Regions from separate parts of the Mus musculus genome. Here region 2 is linked to region 1. The links are chromatin loops, found by intact Hi-C in ENCODE. Cell type or tissue: left cerebral cortex. All regions are shown on one strand.

Region 1 (8,000 bases):
ACATAAGAGATGATAATACATCCAGTGTGGTGGTCTGAATATGCTTGGCTCAGGGAGTGGTACTATTAGGAGGTGTGGCCTTCTTGGAGTAGGTGTGGCTTTGTTAGAGGAAGTGTGTCACTGTAGGGGTGGGTTTTGAGTGCTAGCTTCCTCCTAGCTTCCTGGAAGTTAGTCTTCTCCTGTTTACCTTCGGAACAAGATGTAGACCTCTCAGCTCCTCCAGCACCATGCCTGCCTGGATGCTGCCATGCTTTCTGCCTTATAATGGACTGAACCTCTGAACCTGTCAGCCAGCCCCAATTAAATGTTGTCCTTATAAGAGTTGCCTTGGTCATGTATCTATTTACAGCAGTAAAGCCCTAACTAAGACACCCACTTAAACTGTGAAATCTTCAAAAAGGAGTGAGCATCTTAGCTTGTGTGTCATGGAAGGGCCAGCCAGCCATCTGATGGAGTTTCTCTAATGTTGCTTCTCTAGGTGGGGTCAACTGAGTATCAGTGTCTCAGCTAAAAAGGTGAAGACGATATCAAGGTGTCCAGAAAACAGAATGAGGTGTCCAGGTATAGTCAGAAAAGGCTGCCGTGGACTCTGTCAGCCACTCTGTGGGGCACACGAGGATGTCAGGTGTGAAATGTGGTCAGGAGCAGTGTTCAGACCCCAGCATGAGTACCAGGCAAACCGCTGGACACAGCCTATATGAGCAACAGCCAGCCTTTCTGAGAGAGGGGACATGTGTTCTGCATTTCACTCTGCAGTGGAGTGTCGGAGTGTCTGTGTTGCTCTCTGTAATAGGGCGTTGCCTTGTGTGATGGTTTGTATATGCTCAGCCCAGGGAGTGGCACTATTAGAAGGTATGGTCTTGTTGGAGTATGTGTGACACTGTGAGTGTGGGCTGTAAGAACCTCATCCTAGCTGTCTAGAAGTTAGTATTCTGCTAGCAGCCTTCAGATGAAGATGTAGACCTCTCAGTTCCTCCTGCACCATGCCTGCCTGGAAGCTGCCATGCTCCTGCCTTGATGATAATGGACTGAACCTCTGAACCTGTCAGCCAGCCCCAATTAAATGTTGTTCTTTATAAGACTTGCCTTGGTCATGGGATCTGTTCACAGCCATAATCCCCTAAGACACCTTGTGTTCTCCTGAAGGGCCCATTACTTCTCCAGACAGGAACTCTGAGACAGCCTGAGCTCTGGCCCTTAGGTGCTGTGACCTGCATTGTCTACTTGTGATAAGAGGTACGATGGTCCTGGTCACAGCGGAGGGTGATGCTCATGGGCTAGTGGGGACAGCTTAGTAGAGAAGGTGCCTGCAGTGAAGATATGAAGACATGAGGTCAATCCCCAGCCAGCACTGGTGTGAAAAGCCAGCCGTGACAGCACACACTCACAATCCTTGTGCTAGGGAAAGAAGCGAGGTAGACCCCTAGGGCAGACAGCCTAGTCTACTTTGACCAGTGAGAGACCTTGTCTCAAAAAACAAGGTGGATGGGGCTTGGGGAATGATATGGAGGCTGTCCTCTGACCTCTATATGCATGAATTTATACACACATCTCCTATTAACCCCCTCAACACACAGGCTTGTGAGATCCCAAACAACACATTGGCATTTTCTTTCTTTCTTTCTTTCTTTCTTTCTTTCTTTCTTTCTTTCTTTCTTTCTTTCTTTCTTTCTTTCTTTCTTTCTTTCTTTCTTTTTTTTTTTTTTAGATTTATTTTATTTTATTATATGTGAGTACACTGTAGCTGTCTTCAGATGCACCAGGAGAGGGCGTCAGATCTCATTATGGGTGGTTGTGAGCCACCATGTGGTTGCTGGGATTTGAACTCAGGACCTTCAGAAGAGCAGTCGGTGCTCTTAACCACTGAGCCATCTCTCCAGCCCGGCATTTTCTCAGTAGAGGTGAGGGACTTGGCTATGAGGTGGGACAGAGAGAGGCCCTGCATCCTTCATTTCTCTGGAGTTGGGTTGCCGGCAGAGGAGGCCATCTCTATGTGCCTGTGTGCTTGAGTGTGTGCAAGTCTCTCAATTTTATACTTACACCCTCACGCCGAATACACTTGCATCTGCACAGTATACATATGGTCACATACACAGCTCATACCTTACTGAAAGAAGTGTCTGGCTACCCAGCCTCAAGGTTTGCTGATAGGGTCTGAGTCATTCAGAAAGTAGGGGAGGTTTAGAGGTCTGGTTAAGGCCTGTCTACTTGGGGCCAGTGAGTGGGAGCCTGTACTATTATTGTCTTGCTTCTGGTCACAAAGGCAGTGGGGATGCCCACCCCAAGCCCCAGGAGTGTTGTGACTCCAGCCAATACCTGAGACACCCTATTGCTATGGAAACCTATACCAAATGTGGGCAGACAGACCTGCCAAATCAGACGCTTAGACATAAAACATCACACAAGGATCATTGGTTTAAATATTAAAATATATTATGTACACACTCTAACCAAAAACATAGAAACACACTGTCCACACAAGCTGCGTGGCACCTCAGATGGGATCAAATCCTCAGTGCAGTTTGCTTGGACATGAGTCACATGATCAAGTACAAAACTGATTCCATAAACACCATTCAGTGCAAAATATACGTCTGGACATAACGATTCAAGTCGCTGCTGCCCCGCATGGAGGCCACCGGGCTTCCAGGACAGGCAGTAAGCAGATTCAAGCAAATTACCCAATAGCTGGCTCCACAGGATCATTCCCAGGGCACTGCTGCCCTGCATGGGGCTTCTCAGTAGACACAGGAAATCAGGATCAGGTGATGGTCTATGAAATGTAGTGACCCCCTTTCAGACTCCAGGGCTTGGGGAATGTGTCTGGTTCATATGTGACCCCTATGACACACGTGACTTCCTCCTTAACGCCTCAGAGGCTGCTCAGTCACAGTGTGGGGCAGTGCGAGACCCCAGAACACAGTGTGAGGTTTTGCAAGGTCCTCAGTGTTACCGCCCTGTGGGGGTGGGTCAGGGTTTCCAGGAAGAGTCCTCAGGAAATGTGGAGAGGCCAGCGCTGTCACACGTTGCTCTGGAGCTGTTCTGTGGGACTGTCAGAGGCCGAGGACTGGCTGGGCAGGGAGGCCTCTAGACCATCTGAGGACACGGAAGGGGACTTGTAGAGAAAGTAGGCGGCGACGAAGAAGAGGAAGCCCAACACCTGGGGAGACAGGAGGAGACGTTGGTCCTGGCCAGCCTGGGGATTCTGCCCAGCTGTGAGTGCCGGTGTAATACTCTGCCTTACTCTTTCTGGAACAAAGACACGCCTTTCTGTATGATCAGCCCCGCATGAGACACCAGTGCTTCACTTAAAGAATGAGAACCACCTTTGGTTAAAAGTAGGAGCCAAGGGAAGGTGGAAAGACCTGGTACGGACTAGACAGGGTCCCCTAAAAGGCATGTACCACCCTTGTCCTTAGAAACCGCTAACAACACAGTCTCTGTAGGGCTGAGGAAGGACCTCAAGATGAAGTCTCCTGGATTCAGGGTGGCCCTAACCCCGTGGCCGAGCCTTTATATAAGGCAAGGTAGGAGCATGGTGGGGAGGCGGGGGGGGGGGGGAGGGCAGAGGTGGAGGCAGACGCCAGAGGAGCCATCTCACCTTGAAAGTGAGCCCTGCGATGAGCATGTACCGGCTCATGGCTTCATTCTCATACACGAAGCAGGAGCCCTGATGACCACACTGGTCTTGCCACAGCAGGCAGGCCTTGTCAATCACCCAGCCAAAGGCAATGGGCCCCGGAATACTGCCTGCCAAAGGAGAGAGTTCACTTAATATCCTAGTGGGTGAAGAAAGGATAGGTCATCGGGGAAGACCCTTGCAAGGCCACTTTGTCCATTTGTGGTTCCAGGGGCAAAGGGGAGACTTAACTCCCTTTTTGCAGAACTGGCATTGGGTAGGCGCACCATGGTTTCTCAGGAGGGCCTTTTTATGTTGAGGCTAAGAAACCTACAGGGTATATAGAAGGACAATGTGTCCCTCTAGTGGGCAGTTAGGGAAAAAGCCCTTCTCAGTGTGGCCCATAGCCTCATGCTTGGTTCCTTATGCCTGAAGCACTGCACAAGTGTACACGGCTTCCTCACCCCCACGCAGTACCTAGTGTTCTTACGACGATCCACTGGATCCCCAGGGCAAAGGATCTTTGCCGATCACTGACACACCTGCAATAAAAATTGCGCTATCAGAGCCCATGGAAGCTTGGCTGTGCACCTCATACCCCATACACCAGCAAGAGTCCTGGGCAAGTTCAAGGCCACATCACCACCTCCCTAGGTGCCAAGCACCTCTTTGGGGACCAGAGACAGTCAACTCCGATGCCACTAGAATGAGGCCCATTTCCAGGGCCTGCAGCTACCCGAGGGCCCAGCAGCATCTGTAGAGCGCCACCTGCTGGTACTGCAAAAGAAAATGCGGTGAGAGAGCTTCTTACCGTAGAGTAGCAGTTAGCGCTGGAATGCTGCTGAGGAATGTAAAGATAATTACAACGAACACGAGAACCAGAAGGAAGGGCTTGCTCTGACAGGTGGAAGCGCACTTCCCTGCGGTAGCATTGCCCCAGCCAGAGGAAGCCTTCTCAAGGATACAGCTACAGCCTCGGTATACCTGGGGAGCCCAACAACAGTGCTGATCACACAAAGGCAGAAGTTTCCGGGTCCCGGCCAGAGAGGGGGATGTGGGCGTGGCCACACTCACCTTCTGGCCACCCAGGTCTGTCTCGGCATCAGCAGGGCAGCCTGCGTAGCAGGGAGAGTAGTACATGGTGCCATCTGAGCCACACAGGGGGCTGTAGTGCTTCGGCTGGCAACAGTAGATGGCGTTGCAAGCTGCCTTTAGGTCCAGCTGTCCTTTAGGCAGGAGGCTACAGAACCGGCATCAGGCGGTATGTTAGCAGGTGTTCAGGCTTCCTGGTAGACTTCCCTACACATGTTACAGTGACCTTCACCCCCTCCCCAACGGTGCCAGCCCTCCTCAGGAACGCAGGGCCCCCACGTGTAGGGTCTCTACTAGGCTCACCTCCCAACGTAGCCGGTGGTCACACCTGCCATGTGCACATTGGGGCAGTGCATGAGGAAGACAAAGAAGGCTAGTAGGCTGGTCAAGGTGCAGAATAGACAGAACCTGATGATCCCAGAGCCACGGAGCTTGAACTTGTTTACCAGGAAGCCACCTAGGAGTGTACCACCACCGCCTGCTGGCACCACCAGGTATCCTGAAGAAGAAACTCACTTAGTGAGGGCCAAAAACCCCCTGATCCTGTCATTTCTGCTGCATTAGTGCGGACACTGAGGAATGGAAAGAATCATCCCTGCCCATCTCTGCTCAGGGATAGCTGTAGGAGTAGGGTGGGTTCTCTCTGTGCAGTGGACCTGGAAGCCCAGAGCCCAGTGAAAAAGGCATAGGGTGGGTGTACATGGGGTGAGGGTGTCAGCATAGGAAAGTGCAAAGAATGGAAGGGAGCTATCAGGTGTGGGCATCTGGGCCAGATAAGGATGTGTCTGGAGAGAGTGGAGTCACCAATATGATACCCTCTCACTACCCAGACAAGACCTGCAAGGTGGGCTGCATCTGATGGCTTCTATCCATACTGGTCAGTGCCCTAGGCTGATCTCAGCACTGACCACTGAGGGCATGGGGGCATCTCCAGGCAGAGGTGTACCTCTCTCATCAAGGATGTACCCTGCCCTCAGCTTAGGGAAGCCATGATCTGTAGAGTAAGGACTCTAGATGGTCCCTGCAAGCCAGCCTGGCACAGAGCTCTGTCAGGCAGGTACGGTGACTCAAACTTAGATCCCTAAGACTCTGGGGCACCAACTGCATGGCCCATGGGGACAGCCTGGCCCAAACCCTTTCTGTAAGGAGTGGTAGGTAAAGTGGCTTGCATGCAGGAGTTGGCCTTCCCTTCCGTCTTGGAGCACTGTCCACTTGGAGTTTGAAGGCTGAGGTTAGTACTTGCAGGAGCTCCACCTGTCCCTGAAGAGCGCTCCAATGCTCAGGGTCTCCTTACCGAACAGGGTGGCAGCCTCGGAGGCACTCAAGCTGAACTGGGCCTCGAAGAACTTGGGACCGAATGTGGACATGCCGGCAATGAGTGTGGCTTCAGTGGCCCCTGCCAGGCAGAGCAGGATGAACGTGGGGTTTCTTAGAAGGAGCCAGATGGAGCTGGGGTAAAGGGAAGAGAGACCAGAAAAAGGGAGAAGGGTCAGCATGCGCCAGACTGCATGCAAGGAACCTGCCGTTCCTGAGGCCACCCACACAGGAAAGGCACTGGGTTTGAGAGGGCAGTGAAGTGGTACCCCCATCTAGCCCAGAGACACCCAGAGTGGGTGAGAAGCTGGGCTTGGCAGGTAGTGAATTAATGGCCCCACTGTAAACCTTTGGTACCCTGTCCACAAAGCTATTAAAACCAATTACACAGACTATGTCACTGCTGTGGCCGATTTCCAGTTTCAGTGTGCGGACATGGATAGACCATGAATGGATGAAGATAGTAATTGCATCTGGTAGGCACTGGGACGGGACAAAATAGCAGAAGTGTCTGAGTAAGGGGTAGAGAGATGGTGACCACCAAGTTCAGGGCTGGACAGGGCTAGGAAGGGTGCTACTAAGGGACTGGGGGGGTAGGCCCCCATAAGACTCATACTCACCCAGGAGCTAGGCCATCAAAAGAATGGGGTCTCTAGGAGGTAGGACTCACCAAGGGGCTGAGGTCTCTAATGGGATGGGGCTCACCAAAAGATGGGCCACCAAGGGGCAGGGGTCACCAAGGGGTAAGAGGTCACCAAGGTATAGGGACCTAGACTGGGTAGGAGTCACCAAGAGAGGTACAGGTTGCCAAGCACAAGCTATAGAGAGAAGAGGCAGGCATCTTCTGGGTTTGGAAACAGGGGCCACCTTCAAGGAGTCCTGAGTCGGTCTGGCTTGCTCCCTTTCTCTTGGCTTGTACTTAGGGGATGGTGGCTGTAGGAGTGGTAATAGGCTTGGTGGTCAGATACAGTCTGTTAATCCCACAGTGACTCTGGCCTGGAGTCCTAAGAATCCAAGGTCCCAGCACTGTCAGAGCTGGGTTCCCACGCAGGGCTCTTTCCCTCCATTTGCCACTCTGTCTGGAATGTCAAAGACATCAGCCACACGGTGAGGTGGTGACTGAAGTGCCTTCCGCAAGGCAGAGTGACCAGGGTGTGACAGCACACCCATCTGACAGGCGGGCGATTCTGAAGGCTCTGCCTCCTGCTGGCCTGGAGTCAGGCTGCAGCTTCCCTGCTGGCTGGGAGTCGGGCTCCAGGTTTCCTGGGGTGAGTGAGGACTGTGTGCCAACTGTGAGGCTGATCATGAGCTATTAGAGCTCTTGGGAGCAGAGCCTGAACTTAGTCCTTCTTGGACAGCTGCCACCTTAAGCCTGGAGGTCACAGCGGATCATTGTCCCCTACGGTCATCTATCCCAAGTCGCAGGTCACACGGGGCCAGGGCATTCATCCCTTGAAGTCAGCTCATGGTGCAGTAACTATGCTGGCTTCTGCACACTAAAGCATTTCCAGAAGCCTGGGAGGAGGATTGGGTCTTAGGGGTGGGTGTGTCAAGGCTTATGGTGCCTGCTCCTGCCTCCTGTGAGTGGCCACTCCACATCCTTACCCCCATAAGACTCATTCTCTTCACCAAATCTAAGATCTAGGGCACGATAGTTCTGAGTACCAGTGGAGGCAGCAGCACACAGCTCCACACTCCAGCTCTGCATAGGGAGGATATGGGCCAAAATATACCATGCTCTGAAGAGAAGCCAGGATTAGTCAGAGCCCCACCATCAGCAGGGTCCATGACAGCGTGCAGACTGGCAAGAACCTACCGCTTCCTAGACAATGAACCAGGGTCACTGAGCGGTCAGACCAGTCCTAGTGAGAGACACACAGGATCCCTTCTGAGGTAGGGTACACTCAATTCTTTTAAATTTTACTTCTTGACCTGAGGGTTGAAAAGTCTTTCCAGTCAATTGTGTTCTGACTGG
Region 2 (8,000 bases), 79 kb before region 1:
AAAAAACAAAATCTCAACAAACAAACACCACACACAAGTAATGAAAATGGTATGGGGCAGTGACAGTCTCCACCTGACCCCAAGTCCTCCTCTTCCAGGGTTGTCAGAGGGGGGTGGTAGAGGGTGGGAGAGCTGGCTCTCCCTGAGAGGAGGCAGAGTTTCTGTGAATGTCCTGGAACTCGCTCTGCAGACCAGGGTGGCCTTGAACTCAGAGATCTGCCTGCCTCTGCCTTCTGAATTTGGGGATTAGAGGTGCGCACCACCACACTCAGCTACATTCCTGAAGAAAACATCTGGGAACAGAGTCTCTTCTTTCATTATTATTTATTTATTTATTTATTTATTTATGGGAACAGAGTATATTTTTAAAAATATTATTTAAAATTAATGTGTGAGTACTCTGCAGCATGTATACCCACGTGCCAGAAGAGGGCATCAGATGTCCTTATAGATAGTTGTGAGACACCATGTGGTTGCTGGGAATTGAATTCAGAATCAGCCAGTGCTTTTAGCCACCGTGCCATCTCTCCAGCCCTCAAAAGAGCATCTTGTAGCCAGGCTAGTCTCCAGTTCCCTGTACAACTGGAGGTGACTGAGAGCCTCTGATCCTCCTGCTCCACTTCCCAAGGCATGGTTCACTCTGCCTGGTTTGTGATCATTCTAGCCAAGTGAACCACACACATACTTAATTTTTTTGAGATATGATTTTGCTTTGTGGCTCAGGATGGCCTCAAATTCACAGCAATCCTCTGCCTTAGCCTCATCAGAGCTGAGAATACAGCTACTTGTGTCTTCTTCTCCTTTGGCTCTTTCTCCTCCTTCTTTAATATAAAATAATTATTTATTATAATAATTTTGAAATTAAACATAATTGCATCATTTTTCTCTTCCCTTTTCCAACCACATCCATGTAGCTCTCCCCCAGACTCATAGCCTCTTTTAAAAAAATTATTGTTACATATGTGTGTATATATTATATTCTTAAATACATAAATATAACTTGTTCAATCTGTATGATGTTACTTTGTATGAATACGATCTCAGAGCTAACTGATTGGTATTGGGTAATTACTGGAGAGCTTATATTTGTTTATTTGTCCACTCTTTACATATTTACATATTTATTTGTGTGTGTATATGCATGTACCATGATGCTTGTGGAGGTCAGGAGACAGGCTGTGGGACTGATCCTAGGGATTGAACTCAGGTTGTCAGGGTGGAGGTAAGAGCCTTGACCCACAAAGCCATCTTGATGGTCCCTCCTTTTCCTTCTTCACCTCCTTTTTGTGTGGTGGTGGTGGTGTGTGTGGTATATATGCATACATTTATGTGTGTATATGTGCACATGTATGTGTGTGCATGTGCACATGTATGTGTATATATGCACACGTATGCATGTGTATATGTGCACATGTATGCATGTATGTGTGTATATGTGCACACATATGTATGTGTGATGTATGTACACATATGTATGGTGTATGAACACGCATATATGTGCATGATGCATGTGCAAACATGTATACATGTGATGTGTGTGCATACATATATACATGTGTTTGTATATGAATGTAGGTGCATACATGCCATAGCACACACGTGGAAGTCAGAGGGCAACCTCAGGTTCTGTGGTCCTCACCTTCCTCTTTGATGTTCCCTGGTACAGCCATATCCACTAGGAACGGCAAGAATCATGAAGCCAGCACAGCTTCATGACAGTTCCAGCAAAGCTGAGCCAAATGCTGCAATTGCTGTGCTTCTAGCTCTAGCCTTTGGGGTTTGGACTCTGTGTGCTGAATTACTGGGGACTTTCTGAATTATGATTCATTTTATATCATTTTCTGAGAAAAATTATGTCTGGGTTTTCTTAGGAAAATCCTAAATATAAACGATCTGGCCACATATGAAAGTCTTCCTGATGCCCTGGAGATCATTCAGCATCGATAAGCACATAGCTAGGTGAGGCCATCACTCTAGGAATTTTCTTGGAGTATCTGCCCCTGAGGTAACTCAAATCGTATGATAAAGGGCAAACAGACAATTGACAAACTCTGGCTGGCCAGGAGAACAGGTTACAGATTCAAGGCCTCTTTTTATTATAGCTTAGAGATCTCTATAAATGTAGTTTAAAGATAAGGGGTCATACAGGGTACACCCCTGGAGGAATAAAACTCAGTAAATAGATAGATGGACTAAAATAAGCTTCTCCTACTTTAGAGTGTGTATAGTGAAACATATAGTAAAAGAATCTAGGCATTAGTGTTTGCTACTCATAACAAGACCAGTGCAGATATTTCCTGTTTCTCTGGAGTGCTTTCGAACAACAAATCCTGCCAGCCTAAAAGCAGGCTGTCATATGACAAATGCGTTTGCTTTGGAGGAGGTAGTCTTTAGAGTCTTTAAGTTGGAGTTATAGGTCTAATAATAATAATAAGAATCTGTTTTGCTTGTATTTTCTAATTTTGACTGAACTTGTAACCCTGGACATGTAATGAAATGTCAGGCACATAATCCGCACATCTGGCATAATGATTAGTCTGTCTTTGTTCTGTGAAACCTGTATAAATAAACACCTGTTTGCTAGTCAGTAGAGCAGCAGAGGTGGCCCGATTGTTAGTCAGTCAGCTGTGAGATTCCCCTGACCAGGGCACCTGGCTCCCTCCCTCCCCTCACTCCCTCCCCTTGCCGGCTCTGAAGTGCCCTGCCAGGAAGGACCCCCTACTCTCTTCTCCATGCTGGGGAAGCTTCCTGGCCCCCCAGACCCTCTGAGCAGTTGACCACTCTGTTTGCCGTCGTAGCTGGTCCACGAGTCAGGAGAGTCTCTCAGGATCTTGCTTCCTATCTCACCCAGGAGCACCGAGGTTGCAGACGCAACCAGATTTATGAGGGTCCTGGGATTAGAACTCAGGTCCTCACACATATATAGCCAGAGTTTTCCTCCAGATGAGCTATCTCCCCAGCTCTACCTATTGCTCCTTAATGAACAAACTACCATGACAGGGAGCCCCTGCTACCCAACTGTGTCCCTAATAAAGAGGTGTGGTTCTCTGCTTGGATTCCGTGGGGACAGGAGGCCTCTCTGCATAACATGAGACACAGGCTTTTTGTTTTATTTCAGTTTTAGACAAGAGTCTCATTATGCGTCCTGGAACTCACTACGTAAACCAGACTTCCCTCAGATCTATAGGAACCCACCTACCCTGCCTCCTAAGTGCTAGGAGGAAAGGTGTGTACCACCACACAGGCAAGTCAGGTGACTCTGCTTTCAGATGTCAGCAAGCCATCTTGTCTCAGAATCTGAATGAGGGTTTATGATTGTACATTGGGAAGGAGGTGCTATGTGAGCTACTGAGATGGGGCTGTTGGCAGGAGCAGTCTGAACCTCGGCAAGCAAGCATGTGTGTGAACTGTTCCCAAGTTAGATATATATATGTGTGTGTGTGTGTGTGTGTGTGTGTGTGTGTGTGTGTGTGTGTGTGTATATATATATATATATATGTATATATATATATATATATATATATATATATATATATATATATATATATATTTCTGCAGCTGCGGAGAACGCCAGGCAGCATGCTCGCCCATCTGTTAGTGGTGATTAGCCCTGAGTGGGGTTAGTAAGACTTCAGTTGTGTGGAATACTCCTGCATATTTAGCATTTTCACCAAGGAATGAATGCTTTTATGAGAGAATAAGAAAGCACACAGCAAGCTAGGAAGCCAGAGAAGGCTGGGGTGGGGAAGCAGACCCAGGCACCCCTCAGTAGAGGGCACAGCTAGTGACTCCTGAGTCAAAGGGGGAGAGAAGAGGCCTGTGAGGGGCCTGAAGACGGCAGTTAGGTGGCTGAGTGGAGCTATTTTCGGGAGCAGAGGTAGCAACTGTTGGTCAAGCTCACTGCTGGTCCAAAACAATGTGCTTGGAGCCTACATCCCTCTCGGGAACCTCCTCCCCTATCAGGTTAAAGTGTCTTGCAATGTCTGCTCATTGGTCTCCACTGGACACCTAGGATACGCTGGGGGCAGAGATGGGAAACAGCTCTGCCTGGACCTCAGGGCTTTGGGCTTTGCCGGACGGCCAGGTAGAGTCTAGGGTTGAAAAGCTGAAGGTAAGAGAATTATTTCAGATCTGTGGGTCTTCTGGTTCAAGAAGTAAGTGACACACACAATCTGAGTCCCCCTGGTCCCCGTGGCGTGTGGGTGGGCGGAGAGAGGTTCTACGACTGGAGTCCACTGAGCAGTAGAAGGGTGGACATGCTTGATCACCTGTGACAACCATGTTTGAGGTGCTGTGTCAGGTCATACCATGAATGTTAGGAGAGGAAATCCCCAGTCTGGGGATTCAAGGTTTCCTCCGAGCTGCTGGTGACTATACAGCAAGGAAGGAAAAGACTGTGGAATATTTTGCTGGCAACTTTAAAGGGGAGCTGCAGAGTCTCACCACAGACCCTGATGAGCACATGAACTAATTCCACAGTGTGGATTTGGAGCGCTGCATGCCCCACAAGACACAGAAACATCTGTTGATATCAGATAACTGACAAACTAAAGACAGTGCTCCGTCCACATCTGCCTTGGAGAACATTGAGTCTACTGGTGTCGCTAACAGGAGTGAGGGTCACTGAAGGCAGCTACATCACAAAGAAACCCTCTGATAACAAGGGCAGCTGGAACCTCCTCTGACTTGGGGCTCTGGGCTTCAGCTACCTCTGTGATGTTGGCACAGAGGAGGGAGCTGGGCTGTTGAACCTCCCTCTGATTCCCACAGTTGTTTGTGGGCTACTGTGGAAACCACGTATTTCCAGGTGAGTTCCCTGCTTGGCTTCATTTTGGGAGTGGTACTCTGGCACAGGCTCTGCTGTGGTATCTGCACCTGGTATAGACAGCCCCAGAATCAACAGCTTGGAGAAGAGCTATGGGGGCAAATGAACCACAGTGTTGGACAGCTGGTAAAAGGTCATGATAGGAAACCAGGAGGCAGAGCTCAGGGCATCTGTCCAGCCTCAAGAGACAGCAGCTCTGGGAGCCATGGAACTTCTGACATCCCTGAGGCCCAGGGGACTGAGAGGACCAGAGTGCAGTAGACCCATAAAACACGAGTCCCGAGGTGTAGGCAGTGCTTTGGGAGAGACTACCGAGCATAGGAAACTCGGCTCCTACCTGCTCTCCTCTGTCCATCAGCCCCAGACTGGAACACCCAGACCCACCAATTCCCTGGGGAATCTGTCCATCCCTGTCTGCAGCATGGCTGCGGAGTAGGAATGCGTGCACAAGGTCTTTTTTTTTTTCTTCAGATGCTGCCAGTTCCCAGTATGTAGATCACTACTACATGTATGTCTAAGTATGTCCACTCTACTCAGAGCTGTGCAGGTGGCCACAGCTTGGAAGACACAAGCGTCTACCCAAAGGTCATGGAGGCTTTGAGTTCATCTCTATCATGGCACCCTGTGCTCTCCTGTCCTAGGAAATGTCATGGACAGAAGTGGAACCCTGATTCCCTCCCTGTCTGCTGGTCCTGCATTAGGGACACACTTCCATGCTGTGCATGTGGAAGATTATTGATTAGACTGCCCAGCCCTTCCATCCGCTGCATTGGCAAAGGAAGTGGCCTTTCTTCCATTTATTTGATCAATAGAGCCAAGTATCTATTAAGTGCCACCAGCCGCTGCCTGGTCTGCTTATAAGCAATCTCTGCTGGAGCTTGGTTGTTTGCTGGGGCTGACTTTGTCTGGATTCAGTTCCTCCTTACACAAGCTCTTTAGAAGGCAAGCGAGGTATTGGAAACATGTTTGTCTCCTGTCTGAGTGTCCCTTAAGCCAGGAAGCACAGCCTGCTTGGTGAGTGATCATCTGGTCATACAGACAATGAAAGTATACATCTATCTTTTGTGCAGGCTGTGGATTTGTGGGAAAGCCTCGGCCTCAGACAAGAGAGTGTTTTAAACTCTTCCCCCAATCCCCACACCCATTATCTTCCTTGATAGGTCTCCACCTTATTTTTTTTAATTTATTATTTTTATTTATGTGTATATGTTGGGTCTGTGTACATAAATGACTATGCTCACTGTGCTAGAGGCATCGGGTCCTTCAGGAGCTGAAGTTACAGGTGATTGTGAACTACCTGACATAGATGTGGGGAGCTGAATTTAGATTCTCTGCAAGGGAACTATATGCTCCTAATCACTGAACCATCTCTTTAGTCCTCCATCATGTACATATACCACATGTAAATAATATGTATGATATATGTATGATATATGGATAGATGTATGATATATGATATATAGATATATATGCATGAATATATGTATATGCATGTGATAGGACCTAGTGGGGAAACCCCCACTCCATTCCCGTTTCGGCGTGCACCCCAAAAAAATCACGAAGGACCATCTTGATGTAATTACATGAGGTTGTTTAATGACAGAGCTCTGGAACGACATGCATCCCACACAGGAGATAACAGATGTCGGCCACGAGGCTCGAAAGCTAGGGGTTTTTATGGGGTAAGGGGCTTAGGGGTGTGGAATTCAGCATAGTGACACACTATTGGCTTATTCAAACATCAGCAGAAAAATTACATGTACGTGCAGGGTGTCAGAGTTCTGTGAGTTGTTGACTCAGTTCAGATAGCCCTGTTATGTCTTCACATTCCCCTTTATCTTATGGTCAAGATATTCCCAGGAGTGTTTTAACTACGGGGCATACCCAGGTTTGTTTGTTTGTTTTTTCTCAGCCCCAGGCAGCCTCTAGGCTCACAAACAACCAGCAATTTCTGAGTACTTTATATGACTTACAGATCTTGAAATGTCATCTTTCTTTCACATGTATGACATATGATATATGTATGTATGACATATGATATATGTATGTATGACATATGATATATACATGTATGTATGATATAAATATGTATAAATATATACATATATTTCTTTTGGACTCAAGGTCTTACTGTAGTGCTAGCTTGCCTGAAGTCTATGGAAAACAGGCTGGCCTTGAGTGCTAGGATTAAAGGCTGTGTGTGCTGCCACACTAATCTCCATTTTTTTTTTTTTTTTTTATAACAAGGTCTCTCACTGAACCTGGAGCTCAGTATTTTGGTTAGCAAGCTGCTGGGATCCCCCTGTCTCTGCTCACCCAGAGCTGGTTTAAAGACACAAGCCGCACTGCTTCTGGCAAAAAGTGGGTGTTGGGATCCAAACTCAGGTCTCTGTGCTTGTCAGTCACTTCACCCACAGTTCTGAACCCACCTGCTGTTTTCATTTTTTTTTTCTTTTTGAAACAGGATCTTAAGTAACCCAGGTTGGCCCCAAGTTTCCTCTATAGCCAAGGTTGGCCTGGAACCTCCTGAGTGCACTGCCACACCCGGTGGCTGTCTGTGAAAGGGCAAGGCTGGGATTTGGAAGAGTGAACTGTTGCCTCTATTGCTTAGCCACGCAGACCACGGAGATCTCCAAGGAGGAGGGTCCTTCAGCTGGGATGGTGCCTGGGAATGAGGAGGCCGAGGCAGAAAGCACAGATGTTTGTGTTACTTCTCATGTGGATGCTTGGGCTTGGCTCCCCAGCATCTGGCCAGGAAGAGAAGTGGACGGCACTGTCTGCTCCATTCCTTCCCTAGCTTAGTCTCAGGCCTCAAGCCACCTTCATCACATGCCTTCAGCCACCCATAGACCGAGGCTGTTCCATGGGATAGAGGTCCCAGTGGCTCCTTCCATAGTGCTGACCCCGGGGCTGTAGAGCTCTTGAGCCTCTGGGCTAGGGAAAGTGAAGTTTTCATTTAAGTAAGAATTCTCACACAGTAGTGTGTGCAGCTGGCATGTGTATCTGTATCTATGTGTATTAGTGTGTGTGGTATGCATGTGCACGTGTGCCTGTGCTGGGAAGCTTTTCTTACTCTACTCAGAGCTGACAGTCCCTTCCATCCTAGGACAGCACACCTCTGCCCTCTCTGTCTCTGCCTGCCTCTTCCTTGCTCCTTGCCTGCTCCCCTGCCTCT

The links. Peaks named below come from ENCODE experiments on the same cell type or tissue, not always from the same donor. Only the 100,000 strongest peaks of a DNase experiment are listed, where the experiment ranks them.
Region 2: it touches region 1 in a loop (6-fold over the local background); 21 of 42 quality-filtered maps call a loop at or near these places.

Annotation. Positions count from the first base shown.
Region 1 is chr2:180,469,264-180,477,263 of GRCm38, reverse strand. It overlaps Slco4a1 (solute carrier organic anion transporter family, member 4a1), which reads right to left. Exons shown (of 12, transcript NM_001355218.1): 6 at 6,006-6,160; 7 at 5,015-5,210; 8 at 4,694-4,859; 9 at 4,431-4,603; 10 at 4,097-4,161; 11 at 3,602-3,750; 12 at 2,414-3,160. The coding sequence ends at 3,020. Among named protein-coding and RNA genes, the nearest start is that of Slco4a1, 17 kb to the right of the region's middle. In left cerebral cortex, CTCF peaks have their summits at 3,996, 4,380 (motif pointing left) and 7,234 (motif pointing left); DNase peaks (open chromatin) are centred at 3,991 and 4,290.
Region 2 is chr2:180,547,871-180,555,870 of GRCm38, reverse strand. The region is part of intron 3 of Gm30144 (a long non-coding RNA gene); the gene reads left to right. Among named protein-coding and RNA genes, the nearest start is that of Mrgbp, 29 kb to the left of the region's middle. In left cerebral cortex, a CTCF peak has its summit at 432 (motif pointing right); DNase peaks (open chromatin) are centred at 455, 3,360 and 3,574.